Regions from separate parts of the Homo sapiens genome. Here region 1 is linked to region 2. A link is a loop called in an ENCODE intact Hi-C map of the cell type or tissue named here. Cell type or tissue: mammary epithelial cell. All regions are shown on one strand. Each heading gives the region's core, and the rest is flanking DNA. Links, peaks and the distances in the headings are about the cores only. Region 1 has its middle 83 kb from the start of MIR223HG. Region 2 has its middle 88 kb from the start of MSN.

What was found. Hi-C counts contacts between places; a loop is a spot of excess contacts. Peaks named below come from ENCODE experiments on the same cell type or tissue, not always from the same donor. Only the 100,000 strongest peaks of a DNase experiment are listed, where the experiment ranks them.
Region 1: it touches region 2 in a loop (31-fold over the local background); 3 of 110 quality-filtered maps call a loop at or near these places.

What each region holds. Positions count from the first base shown.
Region 1 is chrX:65,924,156-65,940,975 of GRCh38, forward strand. No RefSeq gene overlaps it. Among named protein-coding and RNA genes, the nearest start is that of MIR223HG, 83 kb to the right of the region's middle. RefSeq lists enhancers at 2,361-2,560, 7,969-9,168. In mammary epithelial cell, for the core only: no CTCF peak of the experiment used is centred there; a DNase peak (open chromatin) is centred at 8,656; H3K27ac peaks cover 1,161 bases.
Region 2 is chrX:65,747,455-65,764,274 of GRCh38, forward strand. No RefSeq gene overlaps it. Among named protein-coding and RNA genes, the nearest start is that of MSN, 88 kb to the left of the region's middle. RefSeq lists an enhancer at 3,617-3,676 and a silencer at 4,941-5,139. In mammary epithelial cell, for the core only: no CTCF peak of the experiment used is centred there; no DNase peak of the experiment used is centred there; H3K27ac peaks cover 3,298 bases.

The sequences.
Region 1 (16,820 bases), core at 5,442-13,441, 180 kb after region 2:
ATTGTGAAGTTCTCCTAGTGTGTTTTTTAGCTCTGTCAGGTTGGTTATGTTTCTCTCTATACTGGCTATTTTGGTTGTCAGCTTCTGCATTCTTTTATTTTGCTTCTTACTTTCTTTGTGTTGAATTACAACATGCTTTTTTTTTTTTTTTTTTTTTAGCTCAGCAAAGTTCATTTTTATCCACATTCTGAATCCTACTTCTGTTATTTCAGCCATTTCATCCTCAGCCCAGTTCTGAACCCTTGCTGGAGAGGTGTTGTAGTCATTGGGACGAAAGGGGATACTCTAGAGTTTTGAGTTTTCAGCATTTTTGCACTGATTCCTTTTCATCTTTGTGAGATTATCTACCTTTGATCTATGAGGTTGCTGTCTTTTGGATGGGGTTTTTTTGGGGGATTTTGTTTTTGTTGTTTGTTTGTTTTTGGCAGCCTGGCTACTCTTCCATAGGGCTGTTCTGGTTCATTGGGGGCCCACTCCCGACCCCTAGTCCTCAGTTTTTCCCATACCTGGAGGTATCACAAGTGAAGTCTACAAAGCAACAGAGATGGAAGCGTGCCCCTTTCTCTGAAATCTCCATCCTAGTGGGGCACTGACATGTTGGCTGCCCAAATGTGCCTGTAGGAAGTGGCTAGAGATCCCCGTTGGGAGGTCTCATCCAGTCAGGAGGAAAGGATAAGGGACCCACTTAAGAAAGCAATCTGGCTGATTTTTGGTAGAGCAGCTGTGGTGTGTTGGGGATCCCTTCAGCCCCTGAGCAATTTGGGCTCCCCAAGGCCCACAGGCTTGACTGGCTTAGATATCCAAACAGCCAATGTGGAGGTCTGCCCTGCCCCCTGGGCACTCCATCCCAGGGAGATATCAGAACTCTGTTCTTAGAATATGGAAGAGGATAGATGGAGGCCCCAGCTGGGAGGATATGCCCTATAAGGGGAAGTGGATCAGGTTTCCATTTAAAAAAGAAGTCTGACCATGCCTTGACAAAACTGCCTTGTCATGCTGCAGAACCGCCTCTGCCCCTATTGACTTGGACTCTCCAAAACCCTCTGGCTGGAATGGCTGTCATCAAGTCTTCCAAACAACCAACGTGGTGGCCTGCCCTGCCCTCAGGCACTCCACCCTAGGGAGAGATCAGAGCTCTGTTCATAGAATATGAGTAAGTGGGGGTGACTGGAGGCACCAGCTGGGAAGTCTCACCCATTGAGGAGGAATGAATCGGAGTCCCTGTTAAAGAAGCAGTCTGACCACACCTTGGGAAAACAGTGATGCCATGCTGGGGCACTGCCTCTGATCTTGTCAGCTTGGGCCCTTCAAAGCCTGCAGACTGGGATGGCTGAGTTGTCCAAACCACCAAGGTGGTGGTTCACCCCTCCCTCTGGGCACTTCATTCCAGGGTGAGATCAGAGTTCTTTCCATAGAATATAGATGGGTAGGGGTAGCTGGAGGCCCCATCTGGGAAGTACCACCCAGTGAAGAGAAATGAACCAGGATCTTGCTTAAAGAAGCAGTCTGGCCACATTCTATCAAAGCAGCTGTGCTGTGCTGGGGGAACCCTTCCTCATTCGAACTCTTTGGGCACTTCAAAGCCTGCAGGCTAGAATGGCTGAGTTGACAAAACAGCAGAGATGGTGGCCCACTTTTCCCTAGGGGCTGTATCCTGTCTCAGGCAGTCTCCATCCTATTGCTATTATCTGGCTAAGCCAGTGGTCTTATCTTGTGAGGTCCTGTGGAAGTGGGCCCGCAGACTGATACTGCGTGGCTCCCTGGATTCAGCCCCCTTCCTAAGGGTATGTACCAATCTCCCACCTTGCTTGAGTTGCACTCACCTTTGTTGAGGATTCCAGGGCCGGAGTATGTAAAGCTCCTGGTGATATAACTCAGATGAGTGGAGGAACACCAGGGTTCTTCGTCTCGAATTGAATTGGATAAAATGACATGAACACACGTGAAGTGGTTTTAAGGAATGGAGAGTTTAATAGGCAAGAAAGAAGGAAGAAGCTCCCCCATACAGAGACCAAGGGAGTGGGGCTCCAAAGATGGGAGAGGAAACATTGAGTGCAATGGAAATCAGCTAGTTATATGAGGAGGCTGGAGGAGGCAGTGTCTGGTTTGCATAAGGCTCAGGGGATTGGTTTGACCAGGCATGTCATCATGTAGCCCATAAAAAACTGGCCCTCCCACCCTAGCTTTTAAATATGCAAATGCAGGGCACCATGATGTTCTACACACGTGGGGATATGTGGGGGCAGCCATGTTGCCAGGCACATGTCGGGGCAAGGGCAAGAGGACAACTGTGGGAATCGCCATGTTTGGGTGGACCCAGTTTCTAGTGGCTTGCATTTGCATATCAAAGGTTTCCTGCCCAGCTCTAAGAGTCGGAGCTTTCCTTCTAGACAGGAAGCATTTCTGCTTTCTATATTTAAGCAGGAGCTGCTTAAAAAGAAACAAAAACTTCCCAAGGACCCCTTTTCCTCTCTATCTGCCTAAAATAATTTCTTAATAACTCCTATAACACTGGGTTTCTGTGTGTGGCTGAGAAGCTGCTCTGCTGAGACTCCACACAGTTCTGTGTGTTAGGCACAAGGCTCATGAGGGGATCTTCTAATTTGAGGGTAGCAAAGATCTGTAGGAGAAGTGTGGTTTCCTGGGGTTGCATATTCACTCACCACTTCCCTTGGCTAGGGGTGGGGGTTCCCTTGGCTCCATGTCACTGCAGGGTGGGCTGTTGCCCTGCCCTGCTTTTGTTCTCTGTGGGTCAAGTTGTTTCCCTGATTAGTTCCAATGAGAGTACCTGGATACTTCAGTTGAAAGTGTGTATTTACTCACCCCTTTCATTCCTCTCCTTGAGTGCCATGGACCACAGTTGCTTCTAATCTACCATCTTGGTCTGGGACCCTGGGTTTTTTTAAGACAGGGTCTGGCTCTGTCATCCAGGCTGTAGTGCTGCAACATTCCCTTGTGGATTTTCAATTAATGCCCTTCATTATATTGAAGAATTTACCTTTTATTCCTAGTTTATTGAATGCATTCTTTAAGTTACCAAATGGTTTGGATTTGTCAAGTGCTTTTTTTTTTTACATTGATTGAGATGATTATGTTTTTTTAAAATCATTCAAATAATGTGGCATTTTACTGTTATAAATAAAGTTTCAGTGCCACAAAATAAATAGCACTTGAATATAAAATTTTCTTTTTAATTCTCAGCAAGGCAATGTACTTCTATAGAAGGGTGCAGCCTTACAGATGGAGCAATGGTGAGCACACATCTGGACAAGGGAGGGGAAGGGGTTCTTATTCCAGACACACTTGTCCCCTGCTGCTGTGTCATTCCCCTATTGGCTAGGGTTAGAATGCACAGGCTAAACTAATTCCGATTGGTTAATTTAAAGAGAGTAACAGGGTGAGTGGTTTGGCGGGAAAAATGGTTATGGCAGAGCAGGAAATTGGAATGAGTCAGGGTGGAGAATGAGTCAGGGTGGAGCAGGTAATTGGAATGAGTCAGGGTGGAGCAGGTACTCGAAAAAGGTTGCTTTAAGAAGAAGTTAAGTTTAAAAGTAGAAGGCAAATAATTGAACATACTGACATCTTGATTCTTTGAAGAGAAATTTAGAACTCATATCTAACAACCCCTCCTCTTGCATTTCCTTACAGCTCTTTCTCTTCAAACTTCTTTAACATGTCTTGGCTTAGTTGTTCTGCTTGATTTTCCAAAAGAAGCTTCTCTGGATAAGGTGGAGGATAGTTAAGGGAGGTATCAGTAAGTGTCATTTTTTGAGCCTTTGCACCAACCCATGGATGCATGGTGTGACACGGCACCTGACAAGAATAAGTACACCCATTACGGCTGCAAGGGAAGTAAGAATTGAGGCTACTATTCTTTTCCATTTACTGAACCACTTTTCTAGTCATCTTGTAAAGGGGCCATTTACCCCTGAGTTGTTGGCTAACTCATTGGACAGAGCAGTCAGACCTTGCAATGCCTTTGTTATACTTCCCTCAGGGGCGGAGTTGTTTGGGATGAAGGTACAACATTGAGTTTTAATTATGATGCAAACTCCTCCCTTTTCTGCTAATATCATGTCTAAGGTTATCCTATTTTTCCGAAGCCATCTGGCTAGTAGCCCCTAATTGCTCAGCTATTCCTTTAACAGCATCTCTAGTGTAGTTAATAGATCACTGTTGGTTGTAATAGATGTAGTTTATCCAATTTACATTTTATTAATTGTCACCCACCAAAATATTGACTCAAATCCTGCAGCTATTTGATTTTGGGCTTTAAATTGATCTGGTATTCCCTGTGGGACTCTAATTGTGTCTAAATAGATATGAGAGTCAAAAGACCCATAAGGGGCTTCTTTTGCTTTATGATGTCTTATTTTTTTTTCTTTCTCTGGTTGATGAAATGCCAGGGCGAAAGGGTTAGCCAACTGGACTAAAGCATAAGTACCACTTCAGTTACTTGGCAGAGTGTCCAGTAAAGGTCCACCATAATACCACTACACATCTCCTCAGGGATGAATAAGGGCTGACTAATTGGTAAGCTTTTGAAAATTTTAAGCTCACTGCCTCCCTTCAGGTCTCCAAGGAATGTTAAGCTTCCTCCCTGTCGTGAGAGACACGAAGTGAACTTAGTTCTGAGAGATCAAAGCTGGATGGCCCCCAGGGGCTGAGCCACAGGGTGTCAAACTTCGGGATATAGCAGAGAGAGAGCTTGGCATGACATGTTACCCCACGCTGTAGAATCCTGGAAAAGAGCTACCATACAGCCCAAGCCCAGTCAATTGGAGGACCACCCTAGTGGAAAAGGGACAATCTGGGCCTCTGGCCTGCCGTGCACACAAGCATAACAATTGTCTTAGTTTAACTTGTGGGTGGAATATTGAATCCATTTTGACCAGGCATTTACATCTTTATACTCTGTTTCAATGGCTATGGTTTGCCTTAGTCCTCCTATTTCTACTACTGAGAACTTGCTTGTTTCATTTGGCATGAGGCAAGTCATAGTTTGATTTCACAGGTTTGGGAAAGGGGCAGCCATAGGAGGTGGAGTAGGGAGAACAAAGCACACCTTAAAGAAGCCTGTAGGATCCTTTCCAGTGACCTCTGCTCCAAAACCATAGAAGTGCTTTAAAGTGGGGTTAGAGTTGCTAGTGGTAGGAATAGTAATGGATATAAGCACTGGGTAAGGAAAGGAAAGGAAAAGATAGACTAAGCTTTCCTTAGGTTTAATTTGGTAGGGCTTGATCCAGGAACAATGGTCCATGATTCTGAGGATAATGACATTGCTTGACTTGGGTGTGTTGTACCCATCCCTTTCCACTGTACGAGCAGCAGTCTCATGGTTAGCAGCACAAGGTAGGGTCCTCCCCAGGCTGGCTTGACTTTCCCTTCTTTCCACCCTTTGATGAGAACACGATCCCCAGGCTGATGCTGATGTACTGGAAACCCCAAAGGTGGTGCCTGTGCTAAAAGATCTCTTGTTTTAAGGGAAGAGAAGGTGGAGGATAAACCAAGTATATAATTTCTAAGAAACTAATCTTTTGTTTTAAATGTGGGGACATCAACAGTGGACTTTATAGTCCTTGGTGCCTTCTTGTTGATAAATTTTGTTTAGCACCTATTTTTATTAGTTTTTAGACCAAAGAAAGCCAAACACCATTTTATATTTAACAATGCTTCCTGTATTATTTTTATACCAGATAAGCTAAATTTCACCTTCATATTAGTGTGTTATTAATGTTAAGCTTAATTTTAATAAAACCTTGTAGACATATTTATTCAATTTTTAATGTCTGACCATAAGGTAAGATTTTTATAGACTCTTTTTAGTCTTTTATAATTTTTGTTAAAGAGCAAGTTAGTGCTTTAAGAAAAACCTGTTGTGCTTTTATTTTAATGTCCAGTTCACAGAGAAACCAGATGATACACCTTTAACTTTAGCCAATATGTTTACACACACAATTTCCTTTACAATTAACTTTTCAAAACTTGCTTAAACCTTTAAAACAAAATATTTTTTAACCTTTTAATGTAGGTAAAAATACACATTCTTATGCCTCCTTATAATCCTTTTACCAAAAGTATATTTTACTTTCCTTACACACATTGCACACTCTTTCTTCAATAGTTTACATTCAGGAGGCCTAATTACTTTTAAATTATACAACATTTCTTGCATAAATTCCCTTTTATAACTTTTTTTCACGACTTTCAAAGACAATTCTTTGACATGCCTCAACTTTCTGACTTGTTGCAAACATCCCTTTCTTTAAACAACCATTTAATTTATTTTAGGACAAGAATTTACCATATAACATTCTTTTTTACATAAATTCTCCCCCCCGCCTTTTTTTCCTCAAGGATGATAGCCATTCTTTTCCAAAGTGGACCTCCTTCATGTCTGTGGACTAGACTGTGCAAGGCCACAAGATTACAAGTTAGGATAATACATGTTACACTGTTAACTTCTAGCAAACTTTACTTTTGTTGAAAACCTTGTAAGTTTGGGATTTCAATTATTCTTTGCTATTAATAAGACCTTGTTCAGTTCAAATTAACTTAGAATTGGTATAGATGGCTCCTTCCTGATTCTGTAAGTACGTTAAGGTTCAGCTTATTGCAAACAACTTGCAAGTTTGAGCAGACCAATTATTGGGCCGTTTTCCTAACTCTGCTTCTACAAGAGTTTCCTTATCACTTACTGAATACCCATTGTGTCTTTTTCCCTCAGTCACCCAGGAGGAACCATCTATCGCCTGTTCTGAAGGGAGTACCTCCTAGGTCTGGTCGAACCTTTGGATGGTAATTAAGATTTAGATCCTCTGTTAGGAAACATGCTGGGTTAAGGGAATTTTCAGTGTTTAATGTTAAATCATCTTTTTCTAACAGAGTAGCCTCATACTTTAAAATTATTGAGTCAGTAAGCTACCTTTTTATTTTTCCGACTTAGGATAGTTCTGACTTGATGAGGTGTGCTCACAATGAAGTTTCCTCTAAAAGTTATTTTTCTACTTTCTTCTGTTAGCAAAGCAGTTGCCACTACAGATTGAATGCATTTGGGCCATCCGCGGGTTACTGGGTTAAAGATTTTTTATTAGAAAGGCTACGGGTTGTCACTGGCCTCAGTGTTTTCAGGCTATGCCCTTGTTTACACTGATGACAAGATGGTATTGGAGTGTTATAGGATCACGGAGAAGACCTTCAATTATTAATTATAGGTTTTAAATTTACCCTGGCTTTTAAAGGAATAGGGTACACTGCTTCCTCTTTACTACTTCTATCTCTCTTTCTCTCTCTCTCTTTCTCTCTGTTTCTCTCTCTCTCTCTTTCTCTGTCTCTCTTTGACTCCCTCTTTGTCTTTCTCTCTCTCTCTCTTTTTCTCTGCCTCTGCTGGCCACTTATGCTACTGTTCTCCACTCTCCTTCCCCTTCCCCTAGGGGAGGGATAGGCGGGAGTGGAGCTACTCTTTCTTCCCCTGAGAAGAAAGGAAAGGGGAGTTCTGAATATTTTTCTTACTACTGGAGTTTTGTGTGAGGTTCAGCCCCCTGAAATTTGCAGAAGTCTCAACCCCTCAATCCAGGGGTGTCTTGTCTTGCCTGTCCTGGAAGCCTCAATCCCTCAAACCAGGGATGTCTCACCTTGTCTGCCCTGAAAGCCTCAACCCCTCAAACCAGGGATGTCTTGCCTTGCCTGTTCCGGAAGGCCTAACCCCTCAAACCAGGAGGTATCTTGCCTTGCTGCTCTGGAAAGTTGACCTCTTTCCTCCTTTTCCCCCTCTGAATGTCCCTTGCCCACTTCCCACTCATGTTGTCCTCTCTGGCTGCTCCCTCGGGGCCCCTCTTAGTGTTGGCATGCTGGTATAAATCCCATGGCAGGATCCACCTTAAGCCATATGAGGTAGCTATAGAACTGTGGAGAGGACCCACTCATTCCATCCAGCAGTAGGACTTGTCACCATCTACATGAACAACACCACAAGCAGGGTTGTTTGTGATCATTCATGTACACACACATTTAGCCCTCCAGAGTCTGACCACCAAGGAAGTACTTTACTGGCTCACATGGCTTCTCCTTCCTTGGTCTGTGCACAGAGTTGTTGCCACAGTAGGTGAGGACCCTTTAAGCTAGGTTGCTGGCCAGTTTCTTTCTGCGTTGCTGAGATCTCAGGTTATTCCTCGCACTGAGTGGGTGCTGATTCCTAAGCCCTGAGGTCGCCACAAGGGGGCGGGGCACGCCTCCTCACGAGGGAGAACCAGAGACTGTCCCTGGAGGGGAATGTAATCATGGGCGAGCCCCTAAGTTGTTACAAATAAAATTTTGGTGCTGCAAAAGAAATAGCATTCAAATATAATTTTTTTTTTTTAATTCTCAGCAAGGCAATGTACTTCTATAAAAGGGCCCACCCTTACAGATGGAGCAATGGTGAGTGCACACCTGGACAAGGGAGGGGGAGGGGTTCTTATTCCTGACACATGTGGTCCCTGCTGCTGTTGTTCCCCTATTGGCTAGGGTTAGACTGAACAGGCTAAACTAATTCTGATTGGCTAATTTAAAGAGAGTGACAAGGTGAGTGGTTTGGCGGGAAAAAATGGTTATGGCAGATCAGGAAATCAGAATGAGTCAGGGTGGAGAATGAGTCAGGGCAGAGCAGGTAATTGGAATGAGTCCGGGTGGAGCAAACAATCAGAATGAGTCAGGGCAGAGCAGGTAATTGGAATGAGTCAGGGTGGAGCAGGTAATGAGTATGAGTCAGAGTGGAGAAGGTAATGGGAATGAGTCAGGATGGAGCAGGTAATTGAAAAAGGTTGCTTTACGAGGAAGTTAAGTTTAAAAGTAGAAGGCAAAGAATTGAACATACTGACATATTGATCCTTTCAAGAGAAATTTAGAACTCACATCTAACATTACATTGATTGGTATTTTTATACAGTCATGTATCACTTTATGATTGAGACATATTCTAAACAATGCACTGTTAAGTGATTTTCTTTTTGTGAGAGCAATATAGAATGTATTTTCATGAACCTAGATGGCATAGCCTATTACATACCTAGTTTCTGTAGTGTAGCCTATTGCTCCTAGGCTACAAACCTGTAAAGTATGTGACTGTACTGAATAATGTAGGCAATTGTAGGACAATAATATGTATTTGTGTATCTAAATATAGAAAAGGTACAGTAAAATTCAACATAAAAAATAAAAACAGTACACCTGTATATAATACTTGCCATGAATGAAGCTTGCGGAACCGGAAGTTGCTCTGGATGAGTCAGTGAGTGAATGGTTAGTAAATGTGAAGGCCTAGGACATTACTGAACCCTACTATAAATTTTATAAACACTGTACACTCAGGCTGCATGAAATTTACAAAAAAAGTTTTTTTCTTCATTAATAAATTAATCTCAGCTTATTGTAACTTTTTCACTTAAAAAGCTTTTTAATTTTTTAATATTTTTGATTCTTTTGTAATAATACTTGCTTTAAAACACATACACATTGTACAGCTGTACAAAAATATTTTTTCTTCATATCCTTATTCTATAAGCTTTTTCTACTTTTAAATTTTTAATATTTTAAATACTTTTAAAACTTTTTTTCTTAAAAACTAAGACATGAAAACACACATTAGCCTAGGCCTGTCCAGATTCAGGGTGATCAATATCACTGTCTTTCACCTCCATGTCTTCTTTTACTGGAAGATCCTTGGGAGCAGCAACACACAAAGCTTTAATCTTCTATGGAAATAATGCCTTCTTTTGGAATAGCTCCTGAAGAACCTGCTTAAGGTTGTTTTAGAGTGAACTTTTCATAAATAGAAGGAGTACATTCTAAAATAAAGATGAAAATATAGTATGATATCTACATAAGCCAGTAACAGAGTTGTTTATTATTAATACTAGGTTTGTATACACCATAATCACCACAAATATGTGAGTAGTGTATTGTGCTACAATGCTATGACAACTAAGTCACTAGGCAATAAACATTTTTCAGCTTCATTATACTCTTATGAGACCACTGTCATTTATGTGGTCCATCATTGATAAAAAAATTTATGAGGCCCATTACTGTATTGCATTTCTGGAATAAATCATTTAGTCAAGATATTTAATTCTTTTCTTTATTTTATTATTATTATACTTTAAGTTTTAGGGTACATGTGCACAGTGTGCAGGTAAGTTACATATGTATACATGTGCCATGCTGGTGGGCTGCACCCATTAACTCATCATTTAGCATTAGGTATATCTCCTAATGCTATCCCTCCCCTCTCCCCACACCCCACAACAGTCCCCAGAGTGTGATGTTCCCCTTCCTGTGTTCATGTGTTCTCATTGTTCAATTCACACCTATGAGTGAGAACACGTGGTGTTTGGTTTTTTGTCCTTGCGATAGTTTACTGAGAATGATGATTTCCAATTTCATCCATGTCCCTACAAAGGACATGAACTCATCATTTTTTATGGCTGCATAGTATTCCATGGTGTATATGTGCCACATTTTCTTAATCCACTCTATCATTGTTGGACATTTGACTTGGTTCCAAGTCTTTGCTATTGTGAATAGTGCCACAATAAACATACATGTGCATACGTCTTTATAGCAGCATGATTTATAGTCCTTTGGGTATATACCCAGTAATGGGATAGCTGGGTCAAATGGTAATTTTAGTTCTAGATCCCTGAGGAATCACCAAACTGACTTGCACAATGGTTGAACTAGTTTACAGTCCCACCAACAGTGTAAAAGTGTTCCTATTTCTCCACATCCTCTCCAGCACCTGTTGTTTCCTGACTTTTTAATGATTGCCAGTCTAACTGGTGTGAGATGGTATCTCATTGTGGTTTTGATTTGCATTTCTCTGATGGCCAGTGATGGTGAGCATTTTTTCATGTGTTTTTTGGCTGCATAAATGTCTTCTTTTGAGAAGTGTCTGTTCATATCCTTTGCCCACTTTTTGATGGGGTTGTTTGTTTTTTTCTTGTAAATTTGTTTGAGTTCATTGTAGATTCTAGATATTATCCCTTTGTCAGATGAGTAGGTTGCGAAAATTTTCTCCCATTTTGTAGGTGGCCTGTTCACTCTGATGGTAGTTTCTTTTGCTGTGCAGAAGCTCTTTAGTTTAATTAGACCCCATTTGTCAATTTTGGCTTTTGTTGCCATTGCTTTTGGTGTTTTAGACATGAAGTCCTTGCCCATGCCTATGTCCTGAATGGTAATGCCTAGGTTTTCTTCTAGGGTTTTTATGGTTTTAGATCTAACGTTTAAGTCTTTAATCCATCTTGAATTAATTTTTGTATAAGGTGTAAGGAAGGGATCCAGTTTCAGCTTTCTACATATGGCTAGCCAGTTTTCCCAGTACCATTTATTAAACAGGGAATCCCTTCCCCATTGCTTGTTTTTGTCAGGTTTGTCAAAGATCAGATAGTTGTAGATATGTGGCATTATTTCTCAGGGCTCTATTCTGTTCCATTGATCTATATCACTGTTTTGGTAACAGTACCATGCTATTTTGGTTACTGTAGCCTTGTAGTATAGTTTGAAGTCAGGTAGTGTGATGCCTCCAGCTTCGTTCTTTTGGCTTAGGATTGACTTGGCAATATGGGCTGTTTTTTGGTTCCATATGAACTTTAAAGAATTTTTTTCCAAATCTGTGAAGAAAGTCATTGGTAGCTTGATGGGGATGGCATTGAATCTATAAATCACCTTGGGCAGTATGGCCATTTTCACGATGTTGATTCTTCCTACCCATGAGCATGGAATGTTCTTCCATTTCTTTGTATCCTCTTTTATTTCCTTGAGCAGTGGTTTGTAGTTCTCCTTGAAGAGGTTCTTCACGTCCCTTGTAAGTTGGATTCCTAGGTATTTTATTCTCTTTGAAGCAATTGTGAATGGGAGTTCACTCATGATTTGGCTCTGTGTTTGTCTGTTATTGGTGTATAAGAATGCTTGTGATTTTTGTACATTGATTTTGTATCCTGAGACTTTGCTGAAGTTGCTTATCAGCTTAAGGAGATTTTGGGCTGAGACAATGGGGTTTTCTAGATATACAATCATGTCATCTGCAAACAGGGAGAATTTGACTTCCTCTTTTCCTAATTGAATACCTTTTATTTCCTTCTCCTGCCTCATTACCCTGGCCAGAATTTCCAACACTATGTTGAATAGGAGTGGTGAGAGAGGGCATCCCTGTCTTGTGCCAGTTGTCAAAGGGAATGCTTCCAGTTTTTGCTCATTCACTATGATATTGGCTGTGGGTTTGTCATAGATAGCTCATATTATTTTGAGACACGTCCCATCAATACCTAATTTATTGAGAGTTTTTAGCATGAAGGGTTGTTGAATTTTGTCAAAGGCCTTTTCTGCATCTATTGAGATAATCATGTGGTTTTCGTCTTTGGTTCTGTTTATATGCTGGATTACGTTTCTTGATTTGTGTATATTGAACCAGCCTTTGCGGTTCACGAAAGTCCACTGTTCTGCAGCCACCACTGCTGATACCCAGGCAAACAGGGTCTGGAGTGGACCTCTAGCAAACTCCAAGAGACCTGCAGCTGAGGGTCCTGTCTGTTAGAAGGAAAACTAACAAACAGAAAGGACATCCACACCGAAAACCCATCTGTACATCACCATGATCAAAGAACAAAAGTAGATTAAACCACAAAGATGGGGAAAAAACAGAGCAGAAAAACTGGAAACTCTAAGAAGCGAAGTGCCCCACCTCCTCCAAAGGAATGCAGTTCCTCACCAGCAGTGGAACAAAGCTGGATGGAGAATGACTTTGACGAGTTGAGAGAAGAAGGCTTCAGATGATCAAACTACTATGAGCTACAGGAGGAAATTCAAACCAAAGGCAAAGAAGTTAAAAACTTGAGAAAAGTTTAGATGAATGTATACCTAGAATAATCAATACAGAGAAGTGCTTAAAGGACCTGATGGAGCTGAAAGCCAAGGCTCGAGAACTACGTGAAGAATGCAGAAGCCTCAGGAGCCGATGCGATCAACTGGAAGAAAGGGTATCAGTGATGGAAGATGAAATGAATGAAATGAAGTGAAAAGGGAAGTTTAGAGAAAAAAGAATAAAAAGAAATGAACAAACCCTCCAAGAAATATGGGACTATGTGAAAAGACCAAATCTACATCTGATTGGTGTACCTGAAAGTGACGGGGAGAATGGAACCAAGTTGGAAAACACTCTGCAGGATATTATTCAGGAGAACTTCCCCAATCTAGCAAGGCAGGCCAACATTCAGATTCAGGAAATACAGAGAATGCCACAAAGATACTCCTCGAGAAGAGCAACTCCAAGACACATAATTGTCACATTCACCAACGTTGAAATGCAGGAAAAAATGTTAAGGGCAACCAAAGAGAAAGGTCGGGTTACCCACAAAGGGAAGCTGATCAGACTAACAGCGGATCTCTCGGCAGAAACTCTACAAGCCAGAAGAGAGTGGGGGCCAATGTTCAACATTCTTAAAGAAAAGAATTTTCAACCCAGAATTTCATATCCAGCCAAACTAAGCTTCATAAGTGAAGGAGAAATAAAATCCTTTACAGACAAGCAAATGCTGAGAGATTTTGTCACCACCAGGCCTGCCCTAAAAGAGCTCCTGAAGGAAGCACTAAACATGGAAAGGAACAACTGGTACCAGCCACTGCAAAATCATGCCAAATTGTAAAGACCATCGAGGCTAGGAAAAAACTGCATCAACCAGCGAGCAAAATAACCAGCTAACATTATACTGTCAGGATCAAATTCACACATAACAATATTATCTTTAAATGTAAATGGATAAATGCTCCAATTAAAAGACACAGACTGGCAAATTGGATAAACAGTCAAGACCCATCAGTGTGCTTTATTAAGGAAACCCATCTCACGTACAGAGACACACATAGTCTCAAAATAAAAGGATGGAGGAAGATCTACCAAGAAAATGGAAAATAAAAAAAGGCAGGGGTTGCAATCCTAGTCTCTGTTAAAACAGACTTTAAACCAACAAAGATCAAAAGAGACAAAGAAGGCCATTACATAATGGTAAAGGGATCAATTCAACAAGAAGAGCTAACTATCCTAAATATATATGCACCCAATACAGGAGCACCCAGATTCATAAAGCAAGTCCTGAGTGACCTACAAAGAGACGTAGACTCCCACACAATAATAATGGGAGACTTTAACATCCCACTGTCAACATTAGAGAGATCAATGAGACAGAAAGTTCACAAGGATATCCAGGAATTGAACTCAGCTCTGCACCAAGCAGGCCTAATAGACATCTACAGAACTCTCCACCCCAAATCAACAGAATATACATTTTTTTTCAGCACCACACCACACCTATTCCAAAATTGACCACATACTTGGAAGTAAAGCTCTTCTCAGCAAATGTAAAAGAACAGAAATTATAACAAACTGTCTCTCAGACCACAGTGCAATCAAACTAGAACTCAGGATTAAGAAACTCACTCAAAACCGCTCAACTACATGGAAACTGAACAACCTGCTCCTGAATGACTACTGGGTACATAACGAAATGAAGGCAGAAATAAAGATGTTCTTTGAAACCAATGAGAACAAAGACACAACATACCAGAATCTCTGGGACACATTCAAAGCAGTGTGTGGAGGGAAATTTATAGCATTAAATGCCCACAAGAGAAAGCAGGAAAGATCCAAAATTGACACCCTAACATCACAATTAAAAGAACTAGAAAAGCAAGAGCAAACACATTCAAAAGCTAGCAGAAGGCAAGAAATAACTAAAATCAGAGCAGAACTGAAGGAAATAGAGACACAAAAAACCCTTCAAAAAATTAATTAATCCAGGAGCTGGTTTTTTGAAAGGATCAACAAAATTGATAGACTGCTAGCAAGACTAATAAAGAAGAAAAGAGAGAAGAATCAAATAGACACAATAGAAAATGATAAAGGGGATATCACGACCGATCCCACAGAAATACAAACTACCATCAGAGAATACTACAAACACCTCTACACAAATAAACTAGAAAATCTAGAAGAAATGGATAAATTCCTCGACACATACACCCTCTCAAGACTAAACCAGGAAGAAGTTGAATCTTTGAATAGACTAATAACAGGCTCTGAAATTGTGGCAATAATCAATAGCTTACCAACAAAAAAGAGTCCAGGACCAGATGGATTCACAGCCGAATTCTACCAAAAATACAAGGAGGAGCTGGTACCATTCCTTCTGAAACTATTCCAATCAATAGAAAAAGAGGGAATCCTCCCTAACTCATTTTATGAGGCCAGCATCATCCTGGTACCAAAGCGGGGCAGAGACACAACCAAAAAAGAGAATTTAAGACCAATATGCTTGATGAACATTGATGCAAAAATCCTCAATAAAATACTGGCAAACCGAATCCAGCAGCACATCAAAAAGCTTATCCACCATGATCAAGTGGGCTTCATCCCTGGGATGATATTTAATTCTTTATGATGCTGATGTATTCAGTTTGGTAGTAGTTTGTTAAAAATTTTTACATCAATATTCATAAAGAATATTGGTTTACAGTTTTTTGTAGGATCTTTATCTGTTTTTGGTATTAATGTAATGCTAACCTCAGAATAAATTATCAACTATTCCACTTTCTTTTGTTTGTTTGTTGTTTTTTAAATAGTTTTTTTTTTTTTTTTTTGAAATGAAGTCTCACTCTGTTGCCCAGGCTGGAGTGCAGTGACACAACCTCAGCTTACTGCAAACTTCCCCTCCTGGGTTCAAGTGATTTTCATGCCTCAGCCTCCTGAGTAGTGGGATTACAGGCACATGCGACCACTCGTGGCTAATTTTTGTTTTTTCAGTAGAGATAGGGTTTCACCATGTTAGTAGAGACAGGGTTTCACCATGTTGTCCAGGCTGGTCTCAAACTCCTGACTTCAGGTGATCCACCTGCCTCAGCCTCCCAAAGTGCTGGGATTACAGGCATGAGACCCCACATCTAGCCTGAAAGAGTTTGAGAAAGATTGCTACTAATTACTCTTTAAATATTTAATAAAATTTGCCAGACAAGCCATCTGGTCTTAGAATTCTCTTTTATTGGAAGGTCTTTGACTACTGATTCAATTTCTTCACCTGTTTGTCTGTCCAAACGTGGGATTTCTCCTTAAGTCAATTTTGATTGCTTTAAAAATAGAAATTTGGCTATTTCATATAATTTATGTAGTTTGTTGATGTATAATTATCCATAGTATCCTCATTTTATTTTAAACATTATGAATAATGTCTCAACTTTTATTTCTGATTTAAGTAATTTGCATTTTCTCTCTTTTTTTCTTGGTCAGGCTAAGTAAAGTTTTGCCAATTTTTTTTTCAAAGAACCAGTTTTTGATTTTATTGATTTTCTCTATTACTTATTGATTCTATTCTATATTTCATCAATATTTTCTCTAATCTTTATTATTTCCTTCCTTCTACTTGCTTTAGGTGTAGTTCTATCTCTTGTTCCAGTTTCTTATAGAAGATGTTTGGGTTATTGATTTTAGATTTTCTTTCCTTATTAACATATGTGTATTAGTGTGCTAGGGCTGACATAACATCATACCACAGACTTATATCTTAAACAACAGAAATTTATTTTCTCACAATTCTAGAGGTTGAAAATCCAAGATCAAAGTGCCATCAGGTTTGGTGTTGGTAAGGTCTGTCTTCCTGGCTAGCAGATTCTCACCATGTCCTCATTTGCCCTCTCTTCTGTGCATGTGGAGAAAGGGAGGGAGAGAGAGTGCATCACATAAATTTTAGTATGTTCTTCCTTAATTTTCATTTGTCTCAAGATATTATCGGATTTTC
Region 2 (16,820 bases), core at 5,998-13,997:
CACCTCTTTTTTCATTTCACCTCTTAGCACCCTTCCCTGGCTTACTATGCTTCAGCCACATTGTCCTTATTTCTTTTCCATTAATATCCCAAGCTCATCCAAGTATCAGGCCTTTAACTGCCCCATTGTCTGGAATGTTCTTGCCAGAGAATTTCCCATGACCGGCTCCTCATCATTCAGGTCCCAGCTCACAGAAGTACCCCTTTATCACCCTATCTGAATTAGTCCCCACTTCCCAACTCACATACACACCTATAATAGCTAACTTATATGGCTTACAATGTGCCAGATACCGTTCTAAGCCCTTTTGCATAAATTAAATCACCCTTACTATGCTCTTACAAGATAAATGCTGTTATTGCACCATATTATAGATGAGGAAGGACACTAAGACACAAAAAAGTTAAACAGCATTCCTAAAGTTACACAGCTAATAAAAAGGCAAACCATGATTTGAATTCATTCTCTATTTCATTATCCTGCTTTATTTTTTCATAACATTTCTCACTAACTGAAATGATCTAATTTATCTATTTCTTATTGTTTATTACCCATCTGTCCATCTAGAATATAACCTTCACAAAGGCAGGGACTTTTTTTGTTCACAGCTGTATTCTCCAACAACTTACCTGGACACAGTAAGTACTCAATGTTTGTTGAATGAGTTAATGGCTCCTCCCTAGGAATGTGCTGCTTTCTCTAGTTGGGATGATCTTCCTCTTTCTTTCTGAATTCCAACATATAATCTTTTTTAAATTTATTTTGTAATTGTTTTTAACTTCTTATTTCCATAGGTTTTTGGGGAACAGGTGGTGTTTGGTTACATGAGTAAGTTCTTTAGTGGTGATTTGTGAGATTTTGGTGTACCCATCTCCCGAACACAGTATATACTGAACCCAATTTGTGGTCCTTTATCCCTCACCCCCTTCCCATTCTTTCCCCGAGTCCCCAAAGTCCCAACATCTAATCTTTTAGGACCAGCTTCAGTCTTGCTTTCCCTCGGAAACCTCCTGTCCATCCTCCCCTCCTCACTAATGTACCATATTGTCTGGTCCTCCCCTGGCTTCAGCTCATGAATGAAATGACACTGAGTGGCTCTCTTCACGTGTGAATCTCAACCTGATTATACAATCCCTCCCAAAAGGGGCAATGTCTTTTTCATCACAAAATCTTCCACTGCCAGACCAAGCTTAGTACATAGGTTCTACATGAACACTTGCTGTATGAATTAGAAACTCAATTTCACTAAAAGCATTACCTTGCTCTTCAGATTATTTATAACCATGTGAAATTGCAGACCTGTCCTGTGGTAGAATTTGCTGTCAAAAGACATTGTTATTTTAACCTCTTGTTTTCTGTCTCCCAGCCAATTCGCCCACCCATAGCTGAAAGTCTTCCAATCCCAGAATAACTTAATTTTTCTCACAGCCCTTGGTTTGGATCTTGTCAGAGGGGTTTAGGAAGTGTCAATTCCACCCACTATTTTTACATATCCATTGACCTCTCCAAGAAAACTTCTAGTTTAGCCTGAGCCCCTTGTCTTGTCTTTCTCTGTTAGTACAATTTTCTTCCTCATCCTGGTTAGGGGTATCTTTGGTGAGTTTTGGGTCTATGTAAATAGAACAACTTGGCAGCAGGGTGGTTCAGCTGCCACTTTTCTGGATAAGTGAAAAACTGTTCAATGGTCTACATTTCTGAGAAGGTAAGGTAAGGGTCTTATTACCAGTGGCAGAATTTAGTCTCACCCAAATAGAAAAGGGCTTGTGGAAAAATATCCAAAATAAAGATAGCTCCATAAACTGCTCCTTGCAAATGCAATATCTTTGCAAAGTAAAACCCTGCCCAAGTACTGTCTGTTAGGGATTTGCTGAGCTGTGTGTTTTTTTTGCAATCAGTGTAGGCCCAAAGGGTCTTTGCTAAAATCCACTCTTGAAACTTGAAAATCCAGAATTATTTCTTCTTCTGAATTATTCCTTCTGATCTTGGAGCCCATGTTTTGTTCCTCTATTCCTCCTTTATTGCTTTCTTTTGCAGTAAGTATTTCCTAATGTAACACTTTAATTTATTTAGTGTTTTCTGCCTTTTTTTTTTTTTTTTTTTTAGTTATTTTGTTAGTGGTTGCTCTAGGGCTTAACATATACGTCTTAACTTGTGAAAATCACCTTCAACTTATACAAACTTAATTCTGGTGAGATAAAGAAACACTTACATGGCTCTATTATCTCCCCCTTTTGTGCTATTATTGTTATGTATATATATATATATATATATATTACATTTATATATGTCACAAATGCAATAATATATTGTTATTACTTTATACAATTTCAAGTCTATTAAAGAAATGGAGAAAAAGAGGAAAGCAAGTATACATTTATAGATTTTGTTATATTTTCTTTCTTTAATATAAATTTGCTCTCATCTACCTCCTTTGGGCTATTACTGTCAAATATATTACATTTCTATATGGTATAGACCCAACAGTATACATATTGCTTTATACAATTGTCTTTTAAATCAGTTAAGGAGAACAGAGAAGAAATATGAATTTACACTGTCTTTTATTCCATAAATAACTTTACTACTGCTCTTTGTTTCTATGTGTGGATTCAAATTGCTGTCTAGAGTCACTTTCTTTCAGCATGAAGAACTTTTCTTAACCCTAGAATTTCTGTTTGGTTATTTTTAAAAATAATTTACACCTCTATATTAATATTCTCCATTTGATAAATCTCGTGGCATCTTTTTACTTTGTTTTTTAATTGTAATTTTTTAATATTGAGATGAAATTCACATATTACAAATTCCACACTTTCAAAATGTATAATTCAGTGGATGTTAGTCTATTCACAAAGTTATAGGCTGCGCCTGGTGGCTCACACCTGTAATCGCAGCACTTTGGGAGGCCAAGATGGGCGGATCACTTGAGGTCAGGAGTTCGAGACCAGCCTGGCCAACATGGTGAAACTTCATCTGTACTAAAAATACAAAAATTAGCTGGGTGTGGTGGCAGGTGCCTGTAATCCCAGCTACTCAGGAGACTGAGACAGGAGAATCACTTGAACCTGGGAGGCAGCGGTTGCAGTGAGCCAAGATTGCACCATTGCACTCCAGCCTGGGTGACAAGAGTAAAATTATGTCAAAAAACAACAACAACAACAGAAAAAAAACAAAGTTATACAAATACCACCACTATCTAATTTCAGGGCATTTTTATCATCCCTAAAAGAAACTTCATATTCATTATCAGTCACTTTCTACTACCCTCCTCTCCTTACCACAAGTTCCTGGTAACTTTGGGGCCCCAGTAAATCAATAAGTTAACAGGAACCAGGGAGGAGCCAGGCTGGCAGAACAGGGACCTAACCCAGTTTGCAGAGCTCACCTCTTTGTGTGAAAAACCACAGTCAGTATCTTGCAACACCAGAAACGGAAAGCATGTGGGTCGCAAGACAGCTAAAAGCAGCATAGTGTTTCCCCTGGGCACCTGGATAGGAAAGACCTGGCAGTTAAAAATTACCCCAACATATTCTTAGCATACAGCACAAATTCACTTGCACATAGCCCCCTCCAGCATGACCTTATAAAACTTTTGTCCATCCCCTGCTTCTTTGCAGGCAGCCTCTTCCCTGCTGTGCTGCCCATTGCTTTCTTGCAACATGTCTTTGTACTTTCTTTAATAAATTCTTTTTCCTTTACCCACAACTGTCTTAGTAAATTCCTTTACTGCCCACAACATCAGCCCCAGCTAGTTGCACCCACAACATTTTGGTGGCCCATATGGGGAGTGTGTGGGACTGATCAGGGAGTGCTCCAAGACTGCTAGAAGAATGCTCGGGAGCTACTCAGGGAGTGCTCAGGAACTGCTTAAGAACGTGTCTCCTAGTTTCTCCCTTTTCTCTTCCCTAACTCCAACCTCTTGGTGGACAGTGTCCAAGCCTGGAGCCAATTGACGATCCCAGCTGAGGCCACTCCCCAGAAGACCAGAAGGTCCTGATAGCACGTCTGACCACTGCCCAATTGGGTGGGAGTTTAGAGTTTTGTTTTTCTTTCCAGTCTTCCTGTGAAAAAATTCCAGTATCTTTCTGGCAATTGATGGTCACTGGCCAGAGCTACTCTCTGGTGGAGTCTGAAGGTCAGGGGGTGAACAGGTTTGTCTGCCTTGTTCGGAAGAGAGGAAAGCTCTCTCCCCAAAGTCCCCAATCCCTACATGTAGCATGATTGGCAGCTAAAGCTCGACTAAAGCTAACCTACACATGTTTTGGGGAACTCAGACCCCCTCTTCCTCATTCTAAATTCTACTGTAAAGACAGCCAAACCTGCTCTGGATGTTGCCAAATCAGATGATTTCAAGTGGCCTCAGGTGAATCTCCCCATTCCCATTCCTTCTCCTGGGCTAGTTCCAGGCTGTGTTCTCCATTCATCCTCATTCCTCCTACCTGGACTAGCCATCCAGCATAAAACCCCAGGGCCATCAGCCACAATGCTGGGAGATCCTTCCAATAGGTAGGATGCCCCTTTGGAAAGTGCATCTCGAAGTCCCTCAGTGGACGTGAGTGGAACCCTTTTCCTCGGCAGGATGCCCTGAGACAAAGTGCAGTTCATGACCGCAGCGGACATTACCCCCAGCAGCTTGTCATTTTCAGTCCCATCATAGGACAAATCTCATCTGTTCCCTCAGACTCACCTCGGGGTTGCTTCCTAAAACACTGGGATTAATTTAACCCTCAGACTCTCAAAAAGAAATGTCTAATTTTCTTGTGTAATACAGCATGGCCCCTATGCAGGAAATCCTCAAATTAGCCTCCTCATTCTTTTATAACTGAGAGCCGAATAAGGAGAACAAAGCTAAGAAAAAAGAAAAACACAGGAACATTAGGCAGTCTCAACTGTTGGCTGTTTTACAAGCCCCCAACCCCCTCCAGGTAGCCCTAAGGACACTCCTACAGGTAACTGCCATCGTGCAAAAGACCAGGCCACTGAAAGGCAAACTGCCTTAATGGGATAAATGTGAAAAAGCCCTGCGTGGCTTGTCCCCTCTGCCACAAGCTCGGCTACTGAAAATGAAACTGCCCTAAGGGTCAAAATGTTCCCCAGAACAGAATCCCAACCCCTAATGGCCTTGAGCTGCAGGTACTCTCTTCTCTGACTGGCTCCCAAATCAGAGTCATCATCAACAAGACAAAGCCAAAGGCAACTCTGGAGGTGGCAAGTAAAATAAATAAATTTTTTAAGTTCAAGAACTGCCTACTCTGTACTAATCTTCTTCTCTAAGCAACTCTCCTCCAAATCCTGTCAGGTAATGGGGCCAAGTGGCACCCCTTCCTTCAGTAGAAAAATTCACACCACTTTATTCTACTTAAAGGATAAATTACCATTCTCCCAAGAGTTTCTGGTAATATCTAAATACCCCACCCCCCTTTGGGACAAGAATATACTTTCTAAGATGGGTGTCTGCTTTATATTTACCCAAACTCTAAATTCCTCTTTCCCTCTAATAGCCCTATTTCTCCCAGGAAAGCTACCTAGATCTATAACCAATAGCTTCAACCTAAATATTCTTACCTCAGGAGTTTTAAATATAGCCCACACTTATTCACACAAACAAGAAATCTAACCGAGCAATCCCTTGATGGGGGATAACTTCTACATCATGTAGATAACCTCCTTATCTGCTCCCTCTTCTCAGGACTCACACAACAACATGTAATACAAACCATAACTTCCTAACAGAATAAAAGTAGCTCGTCTAATTAAAAGATTACAAAGGTGAAGAGGTATTTATGGTAAGAAATGTTACAAAGAATCTTGTATGGGAAATTCTTGTCCTAAAATAAAATAACTGGTTGCTTAAGAAAAGAGGATGTCTAGGACAAGTTAGAAAGTCCAACAAGTATGTCACTGCCAAAAGCAATCTACATATTCTTTTTCTTTCTTTTCTTTCTTTTTTTTTTTTTGAGATGGAGTCTCATTCCGTCACCGAAGCTGGAATGCAGTGGCACAATCTCGGTTCACTGCAAACTCTGCCTCTTGAGTTCAAGCAATTCTCATGCCTCAGCCTCCTGAGTTGCTGGGATTACAAGAGTGTGCCACCATGTCCAGCTAATTTTTGTATTTTTAGCAGAGACGAGGTTTCATCATGTTGGCCAGGCTGGTTTCGAACTTCTGACCTCAAGTCATCTGCCTGCCTCGGCCTCCCAGAGTGCTGGGATTACAGGCATGAGCCACTGTGCCCAGCTGCAGTCTATATATTTGATGCAATTCTCATCAAAATACCATCATCATTCTTCACAGAACTAGAAAAAACAATCCTAAAATTCATATGGATTTTAAAAAGAGCCCACATAGACAAATCAAGATTAAGCAAAAAGAACAAATCTGGAGGCATAACATTACCTGATTTCAAACTATATCACAAGGCTATAGTTACCAAAACAGCATGGTACTTGTATAAAAATGGGTACATAGACCAATGGAATAGAATAGAGAACCCAGAAATAAAGCCAAATACTTATAGTCAAGTGATCTTTGACAAAGCACACAAAAACATAAAGTGGGGAAATGACATACTATTCAACAAATGGTGTTGGGATAATTGGCAAGCCATATGTAGAAGAATGAAACTTGATCCTCATCTTTTACCTTATACAAAAATAAACTCAAGATGGATCAAAGACTTAAATCTAAGACTTGAAACCATCAAAATACTAGAAGATAACACCGGAAAAACTCTTTTAGACATTGACTTAGGCAAAGACTTCATGACCAAGGACCCAAAAGCAAATGCAACAAAAACAGAGATAAATTGATGGCATTCAATTGAACTAAAAGTCTTCTGCTCAGCAAAAGAAATAGTCAGCAGAGTATACACACAACCCACCAAGTAGGAGAAAATCTTCACAAACTATGGATCCGACAAAGGAGTAATATCCAGAATCTACAAGGAACTCAAACAAATCATCGAAAAAGAAACAAATAATCCCATCAAAAATTGGGCAAAGGATATGAATAGACAGTTCTCAAAAGAAGATATACAAATGGCCAACAAACATATAAAAACATATAAAAAATGTTCAACATCACTATCAGGGAAATGCAAATTAAAACCACAATGCAATACCACCCTACTCCTGCAAGAATGGCCATAATTAAAAGTTAAATAAATAATAGATGTTGGCATGGATGTGAGAAGGGACTACTTTTACACTGCTGGTGGGAATGTAAACTAGTACGACCACTGTGGAAAACAGTATGAAGATTCCTCAGAAAACTAAAAGTCAGACTACCATTTGTTTGAGTTGGAGAATGTATCTTCTTCAATTTTTTGGAAGGGTTTGTGAACAATTGGTTTCAATTGTTTAAATATTTGGTACAATTCACCAGTAAAACCATCTGGTTCTGGGCTTTTCTTTGTGAGCAGCTTTCTGAAGACAAATCCAATCTCTTTACTTCTTATAAGTCTATTCAAATTTCTATTTCTTTTTGAGTCACTTTCAGTAATATGTATTTTTCTAGGAATTTGTCCACTTCATCTAGGTTATCTAATTTGTTGGCATACAAATTTTCATCATATCCTCTTATAATCCTTTTTATTTCTGTAAGCTTCAGATTAACATATTCCCTTTCAGTGCTGATTTTAGTCATCTGAATTTTCCCTTTGATTCTTGATCAGGTTAGCTAAAGCTTTGTCAATTTTGTTGGTCTTTTCAAAGATCCAACTTTGGTTTTGTTGATTTTCTTTATTGTTTGTTGAGTCTCTTTTTAATTTATTTCTGCTTTAATAATTACCCTTTCATTCTTTCTGCTTGCCTTGTGTTTATTTTTCTTTTTTTCTAGTTTCTTAAGGTGGAACACTAGGTTATTAATTTAAGATCATTCTTCTTTTTAATATAGGCATTTACAGCTATAAACTTCCCTCTAAGCAGTGCCTTAGCTGCTTCCCATAAGTTTTTCTAAGTTAGGTTTTTGTTTTCACTCATCTCAAATTATTTTCTAATTTTTCTTGTGATTTCTTCTTTGATCTCCTGTTGTTAAGGAATCTATTGTTTAACTAACACATATTCGTATACATTTTCAAAATTTTATTTTTATTGATTTCTAATTTTATTCCATTGTTTTCAGAGAACATATTTTGTGTGGTTTTAATCCTTTTAACTTCTTTGTTTTTCTTTTAAATTGTAGATAAACAGATATAGATAGACAGTATGCTGGAATGAGGTATTCCTCCTCCCCAGTGTTTGTTCTTGTCTCTATTTGTTTATTTCATAAATTTTCACTACTAATTCTGCAAAATCTTTTTTTTTCCTATGTGTAACCATTGAAGCCTCTGCTTGCTTATCTTAGTGGCCAGCTAAAAATTCAACAAATATTAACTGAAATGCCTAGAACCAATAAGCCTAACAGTCTTCACTGAAGGGCTCTGTGTACATGTTGAAACACGATTTCAACCCTCAGCCAGGCAGTTTACAACTTCATTTTAACCTTTACTTCCTGCTTGTGCAGCACCTTAATGACAGCCAGAGGTGAGAGCTTAGGGCCTCCTCAAGTCTTTTATGAGCATGTGCTCGGCCCTGACCATGGATACAACCCGAAACATGTGAATGGCCCTCTACATTTCCAGGAATATGTAGAAGATTATCAAAGCCCCTATGAGTGTCCCATTTTTTGTTTTTTTGCTTTTATTTTAAACTTTTTGGTTAGTTTAGTGTTTGCACCAACTCTTATCCACACCTCGGATAGTGTGTTGGTAAAACAGTTGCCTCTGTTTCTGATAAACCCCCTGGGAAAGGTCTTTTTGTACTCAGTCAGGTCTTCAGAGGAACAACCAAAGAGGTCATATAATAGCAAATTATCTCTGAATGAGGCTTTGAAGCATCTCAACCCTGTTTTGCCCTATGTAGTTGTTACCACGTTGCTAATTTTCATCATGATAGTGGGCTGTTGGTTTTCAAAAGTACCATGGAACTGGGAAAGAGGAGGTGGGAACACTAAAGATAAAAATGTCGTAAGACTTGTGGCTTGCTGTTCTTATTAAGATTCACCCATTTTTTTTAAATAAATGGTCCCCAGACTGCTGTAAGACTTTAGTTAATGTCTATGTCCAAAAGAGTTGATTCTGACAATTTTAAAACCAGTTTTCTTATTGCATTTATGGAGGATAGAATGTATAGGTGTTCTTACTCCTTCATTTTTACTCCTTCCTTTTTTTCTTTCAGAATGGTTTCCTTTAGTTCTTTGAACATTATTTTTTAATGTACTTTATTTGCACAGCAATTTTATGTTCACAGCAAAATTGAGTGAAAATATAGAGTTTCTATATACTTTGCCCCCACACATGCATACCCTCCTACTTTATCAATATCTCACAACAGAGTGGTTTATCTGTTACAACTGATGAAACTACCTTGGCATCTCATTATCACTAAAAGTCCATAGTTTACATCAGGGTTCACTCTTGGTGTTGTGCATTCTGTGGGCTTTGAAAAATGTATAACATGTATCCACCATCATAGAATTACACAGAGTATTTTCACTGCCCTAAAATCATTTGCACTTCACCTATTCATCCTTCCCTCTCCCTAACCCCTGACACCCACTGATCTTTTTACTGTTTCTGTAGTTTTGTTTTTTCTAGAATGTCATATAGTTGGAATTGTATAGTACGTGACCTTTTTTGGTTGGTTTCTTTCACTTAGTAATATGCATTTAAGGTCCCTCCATGTTTTTTCATTGCTTGATAGCTCATTTCTTTTTGCCTCTGAATAATATTCTATTATGTGGTTGTACCACAGTTTATTTATTCATTTACCTATTGAAGGGATATCTTGGTTGCTTCTAAGTTTTGGCAATTATGAATAAAGCTGCTATAAACATCTGTGTACCTTTTTCTGCACAGACATAAGTTTTTACTCATTTGGCTAAATACCAAGAAGTATGATTCCTGAATTGTATGGTAAGAGTATGTTTAGTTTTGTAAAAAACTGCCAAACTTCTCCATGACTCTCCCATCAATGCCTTCCCCCAAGAGGTAGCAATTGATGACCTCTGTCATCATAGATTTGTTTTGCCTTTTTTGAACTTCATATAAAGGTTATATAAAGTTTATATACAGTAAGTTTGTATATAAACTTTGTATTAAAAGTTTATATACAGTAAGTTTGTATATAAACTTTATATTAAGTTTATATAATGTTTATATACAATATGTTAAACTATAAAGAGGTTATATAAAGTTTATATATAGTATGTTTGTATATAAACTTTGTATAAACTTTATATACAGTATGTCCTCTTTTGTGTTTGGCTTCTTTTCCTCAACATAATATCTGTGAGATTCATCCATGTTACAGTATGCCAAGTTGTATTCCAGTGACCTGGAATAGTCTCCTTTTGATGGACGTTTGGGCTGGCTCCAGTTTTTGCCTATTATGGATAAAGCTACTGGGAATATTCTGATATAGGTATTTTAATGGTCCTGTACACTCATTTTTTTGGGTCTATTTCTAGGAGTGGAATTTCTGAATTATTTAGGTAATTATTTTAGTTTTAACCGATACTGAGGGAGAAGGTTAGTATGGACCGAAGGAGAGAAGGTAGTTGTTACTCACATGCTTTTAAGTTGCTCAGAACTCACCCCAATAACATGTCTAAACTAAGTCACAATCCTACTGTATGAGGTCACTGACCTACCTTAAGGCTAGGTTGGGATTTGTTCAAGAATGGGACATGTACACCAGTGTTCATGGCAGCATTACTCACAATCCTTAAAAGGTGAAAACAACCCATGAGTTCATCAACAATCGAATAGATAAACAAAATGTGATACATACATATAATGGAATATTATTCAACCTTAAGAATGAATGAAGTTCTGAAACATGCTATAACATGGATGAGCCTTAAAAAACAGTAAGCAAGACACAAATGAAAATATTGTATGAGTCCTCTTATATGAAATATCTAGAATAGGTTAATTAATAGAGACAAAAAGTAGAAAAAAGGTTATCAGAGGATGGGGAATGTGGATGGAGAGTTATTGCTTACTGATTAGAATTTCTGTTTGAGATCATGAAAAAGTTCTGGAAATAGAGTGGTGATGATTACACAACATTGTGAATGCACTTAAAGTCACTGAATTGTACATTCAAAATGGTAAATTTTATGCTATGTATAATTTACCACAATAAAAAACATGCTTTGTTAAAAAAAGAATTGTCCATGGTGGTTTAGTGGTTAGGATAATTTCAAAAGAATGAGACAGCAGGTTGGGAAGGTGGATGGGCATCGGTGACTCAAAAAGAAAGGTAGCAGAAGCTGACACCAAGCATACATGAAACAGACCCAAAGGCCTAGAATCCTCAAAGTTATCCAGTCAGTCCCCACCCCCAACAATCTCTAATACTACTTTATTATCTACAGACAATGTCAGAACCCTTATGTGTTCAATGCTTCTGAATTGAAGCTCTTATTTGGGGTGAAAACTACGTGGCCTAAGTGCTTTCTGTTGTCTGGCATAAGATCAGGCAGCATCCAGGTGATTCCACTGTTACCCTGTCCCTGGGGGCACAGTGGCACTTTCGCCTTTTCATTGATGCCCAACAACGCAGATATAAAAATTGGAACAGATGGTGAGGGGGCTTCAAATTTGTTGGCTGGCTCTCAACTCAGGGAAAGCAGCACAGGGAAAGATCTGCTCAACAAAACAAAATGTGATCCCCAGCAGGTCTAAACAAATAAGTGTTCAAAATGTATTTAGTGGCACTGAGCCACCAAAGAAGAGAAGGGACGTCTGACAGCATAGGAGCAGGAAGATACATACTAAATCAAATTATCATTATTATTATGAAGCAAGCCACCAACAAGCTGGAGAATTTGGGGCTCATGCATTTCTTTTATTACTTTTTGTTAGGCAGATTGGCTGGAAAAATGATTTCTCTGGGTAGAATGGGACTACTATGGACTCTTTTTTTATTGTACTTTAAGTTCTAAGATATAGGTGCAGAAGGTGCAGGTTTGTTACATAGGTATGCACTTGCCATGGTGGTTTGCTGCACCCATCAACCTGTCATCTACATTAGGTATTTCTCCTAGTGCTATCCCTCCCCTAGCCCCCCACCTCCTGACAGGCCCCAGTGTGTGATATTCCCATCCCTGTGTCCATGTGTTCTCATTGTTCAACTCCCACTTATAAGTGAGAACATGTGGTGTTTGCTTTTCTGTTCCTGTGTTAGTTTGCTGAGAATGATGGTTTCCAGCTTCATCCATGTCCCTGCAAACAGCAAGAACTCATCCTTTTTTATGGCTGCATAGTATTCCATAGTGTATATGTGCCACATTTTCTTTATCCAGTCTGTCATTGATGGGCATTTGGGTTGGTTCCAAGTCTTTGCTATTGTGAATAGTGCTGCAATAAACATACGTGTGCATATGTCTTTATAGTAAAATGATTTATAATCCTTTGGGTATATGTCCAGTAATGGGATTGCTGGGTCAAATGGTATTTCTGGTTCTAGATCTTTGAGGAATCACCACACTGTCTTCCACAATGGTTGAAATAATTTACACTCCCACCAACAGTGTAAAAGCATTCCTATTTCTCCACATCCTCTCTAGCATCTGTGGTTTCCTGACTTTTTAATAATTGCCATTCTAACTGGTGTGAGATGGTATCTCATTGTGGTTTTGATTTGCATTTCACTAATGACCAGTGATGATGAGCCTTTTTTCATATGTTTCTTGGCTGCACAAATGTCTTCTTTTGAGAAGTGTCTGTTCATATCCTTTGCCCACTTTTTGATGAGGTTGTATGATTTTTTTCTTGTAAGTTTAAGTTCTTTGTTGATTCTGGATATTAGCCCTTTGTCACATGGATAGATTGCAAAAATTTTCTTCCATTCTGTAGGTTGCCAGTTCACTCTGATGGTAGTTTTTTTTTTTTTTTTTTTAATTTTTTTTTTTTTGCTGTGCAGAAGCTCTTTAGTTCAATTAGATCTCATTTGTCAGTTTTGGCTTTTGTTGCCATTGCTTTTTGTGTTTTAGTCATGAAGTCTTTGTCCATTCCTATGTCCTGAAAGGTATTGCCTAGGCTTTTTTCTGGGGTTTTTATGGTTTTAGGTCTTATTTTTACATCTTTAATCCATCTTGAATTAATTTTTATGCAAGGTGTAAGGAAGGGGTCCAGTTTCAGTTTTCTGTATATGGCTAGCCAGTTTTCCCAATACCATTTACTAAATAGAGAACCCTTTCCCATTGCTTGTTTTTGTCAGGTTTGTCAAAGATCAGATGGTTGTAGATGTGTGGCATTATTTCTAAAGCCTCTGTTCTGTTTCATTGGTCTATATATCTGTATTGGTACTAGTACCATGCTGTTTTGGTTACTGTAGGCTTGTAGTATAGTTTGAAGTCAGGTAGCATGGTGCCTCCAGCTTTGTTCTTTTTGCTTAGGATTGTCTTGGCTATGTGGGCACTTTTTTGGTCCATATGAAATTTAAAGTAGTATTTCTAATTCTGTGAAGAAAGTCAGTGGTGGCTTGATGGGGACAGCATTGAATCTATAAATTACTTTGGACAATATGGCCATTTTCACAACTCTTCCTATTCATGAGCCTGGAATATCTTTCCACCTGTTTGTGTCCCCTCTTATTTCCTTGAGCAGTAGTTTGTAATTCTCCTTGAAGAGGTCCTTCACATCACTTGTAAGTTGGATTCCTAGGTATTTTATTCTCTTTGCAGCAATTGTGAATTGGAGTTCACTCATGATTTTGCTCTCTGTCTATAATTGGTGTATAGGAATGCTTGTGATTTTTGCACATTGATTTTCTGTCCTGAGACTTTGCTGAAGTTGCTTATCAGCTTAAGGAGTTTTTGGGCTGAGACGACAAGGTTTTCTAAAAATACAATCCTATCATCTGCAGAGACAATTTGATTTCCTATCTTCCTATTTGAATACGCTTTATTTCTTTTTCTTGCCTGATTGCCCTGGACAGAATTTCCAATACTATTTTGAATAGGAGCAGTGAGAGAGGGCATCCTTATCTTGTGCAGGTTTTCAAAGGGAATGCCTTTAGTTTTTGCCCATTCAGTGTGATATTGGCTGTGGGTTTTTTCAGAAATAGCTCTTATTATTTTGAGATGCATTCCATCAATAGCTAGTTCATTGAGAGTTTTTAGCATGAAGTTGTGTTGAATTTTATCAACAGCCTTTTCTGCATCTATTGAGATAATCATGTGGAATTTGTCATTGGTTTGTTTATGTGATGGACTACATTTATTGATTTGCATATGTTGAACCAGCCTTGCATCCCAGGGATGAAGCCAACTTGATCGTGGTGGATAAGCTTTTTAATGTGTTGCTGGATTCGCTTTTCCAGTATTCTATTGAGGATTTTCACATCGATATTCATCAGGGATCTTGGCCTGAAATTTTCTTTTTTTGTGTGTGCGTCTCTGCCAGGTTTTGGTATCAGTATAATGCTGGCCTCAAAAAATAAGTTAGGGAGCAGTCCCTCTTTTTCTATTGTTTGGAATAGTTTCAGAAGGAATGGTACCAGCTCCTCTTTGTACCTCTGGTAGAATTTGGCTGTGAATCTGTCTGGTCCTGGACTTTTTTTGGTTGGTAGGCTATTAATTACTGCCTCAATTTCAGAAGGTGTTATTGGTTTAGTCAGGGATTCGACTTCTTCCTGGTTTAGTTTTGGGAGGGTGTATGTGTCCAGGAATTTATCCATTTCTTGTAGATTTTCTAGTTCATTTGCATAGATGTGTTTATGGTATTCTCTGATGGTAGTTTGTATTTCTGTGGGATCAATGGTCATATTCCTTTTATCATTTTTTATTGCGTCTATTTGATTCTTCTCTCTTTTCTTCTTTATTATTCTGGCTAGTGGTCTATTTTGTTGATCTTTTCAAAAATCCAGCTCCTGGATTCATTGATTTTTTTGAAGGGTTTTTTGTGTCTCTATCTTCTTCAGTTCTGCTCTGATTTTAGCTATTTCTTGCCTTCTGCTAGCTTTCGAATTTGTTTGCTCTTGCTTCTCTAGTTCTTTTAATTGTGATGTTAGTGTGTCAATTTTAGATCTTTCCTGCTTTCTCTTATGAGCATTTAGTGCTATAAATTTTCCTCTAAACACTGCTTTAATTGTGTCCCAGAGATTCTGGTACATTGTGTCTTTGTTCTCATGTGTTTCAAAGAACTTACTTAGATCTGCCTTAACTTTGTTATTTCCCCTGTAGTCATTCAGGGACAGGTTGTTCAGTTTCTATGTAGTTGTGTGGTTTTGAGTGAGTTTCTTAATCCTGAGTTCTAATTTTATTGCACTGTGATCTGAGATACTGTTATGATTTCCGTTTTTTTCATTTGCTAAGGAGTGCTTTATTTCCAATTATGTGGTCAATTTTAGAATAAGTGTGATGTGACGCTGTGAAGGATGTATAGTCTGTTGGTTGGGGGTGGAGAGTTCTGTAAATGTGTATTAGTTCTGCTTGGTCCAGAGCTGAGTTCAAGTCCTGGATATGCTTGTTAATTTTCTGTCTCGTTGATCTGTCTAATATTGACAGTGGTGTGTTAAAGTCTCCCACTATCATTATGTGGGAGTCTAAGTCTCTTTGTAGGTCTCCAAGAACTTGCTGTATGAATCTGTGTGCTCCTGTATTGGGTGCATATATATTTAGGATAGTTAGCTCTTCTTGTTACATTGATCCCTTTACCATAATATAATGCCCTTCTTTGTCTCTTTTGATCTTTGTTGGTTTCAAGTCTGTTTTATCAGAGACTAGGATTGCAACCCCTGCTATTTTTTGCTTTCCATTTGCTTTGGAAATATTATTCCATCTCTTTATTTTGAGCCTATATGTGTCTTTGCAAGTGAGATGAGTCTCCTGAATCAGCACATTGATGGGTCTCCTCTCTTTAACCAATTTACCAGGCTGTGTCTTTTAATTGGGGTGTTTAGCCTGTTTACATTTAAGGTTAATATTGTTATGTGTGAAGTTGATCCTGTCATTATGATGCTAGCTGGTTATTTTGGCCATTAGTTGATGAAGTTTCTTCATAGTGTCAATGGTCTTTTCAATTTGGTATGTTTTTGTGGTGGCTGGTACTGGTTTTTCCTTTCCATGTTTAGTGCTACCTTCAGGAGTTCTTGTAAGGCAGGCCTGGTGGTGAAAAAGTCTCTCAGCTTTTATTTTTCCTTCGTTTATGAAGCTTAGTTTGGCTGGATATGAAATTCTGGGTTGAAAATTCTTTTCTTTAAGAATGTTGAATATTAACCCCCACTCTCTTCTGGCTTGTAGGGTTTTTTCCAGAGACATCCGCTGTTAGTCTGATTAACTTCCTTTTGTGGGTAACCCGACCTTTCTCTCTGGCTGCCCTTAACATTTTTTCCTTCATTTCGACCTTGGTGAATCTGATGAGATTATGTGTCTTGGGGTTGCTCTCTCGATGAATATCATTGAGGTGCTCTCTGTATTTCCTGAATTTGAATGTTGGCCTGTCTTGCTAGCATGGGGAAGTTCTTCTGGATAATATCCTGAAGAGTGTTTTCCAACTTGTTTTCATTCTCCCCATCATTTTCATGTACACCCATCAAACGTAGGTTTGGTCTTTTCACATAGTCCCATATTTCTTGGAGGCTTTGTTCGTGCCTTTTCATTTTTTTTCTCTAATTTTGTCTTCACGCTTTATTTAATTAAGCTGATTTCAATCTCTGATATCTTTTTTTCTGCTTTATCAATTCGGCTATTGATACTTGTGTATGCTTCACAAAGTTCTTGTGCTGTGTTTTTCAGGTCCATCTGGTTATTTATGTTCTTTAAATTGGTTA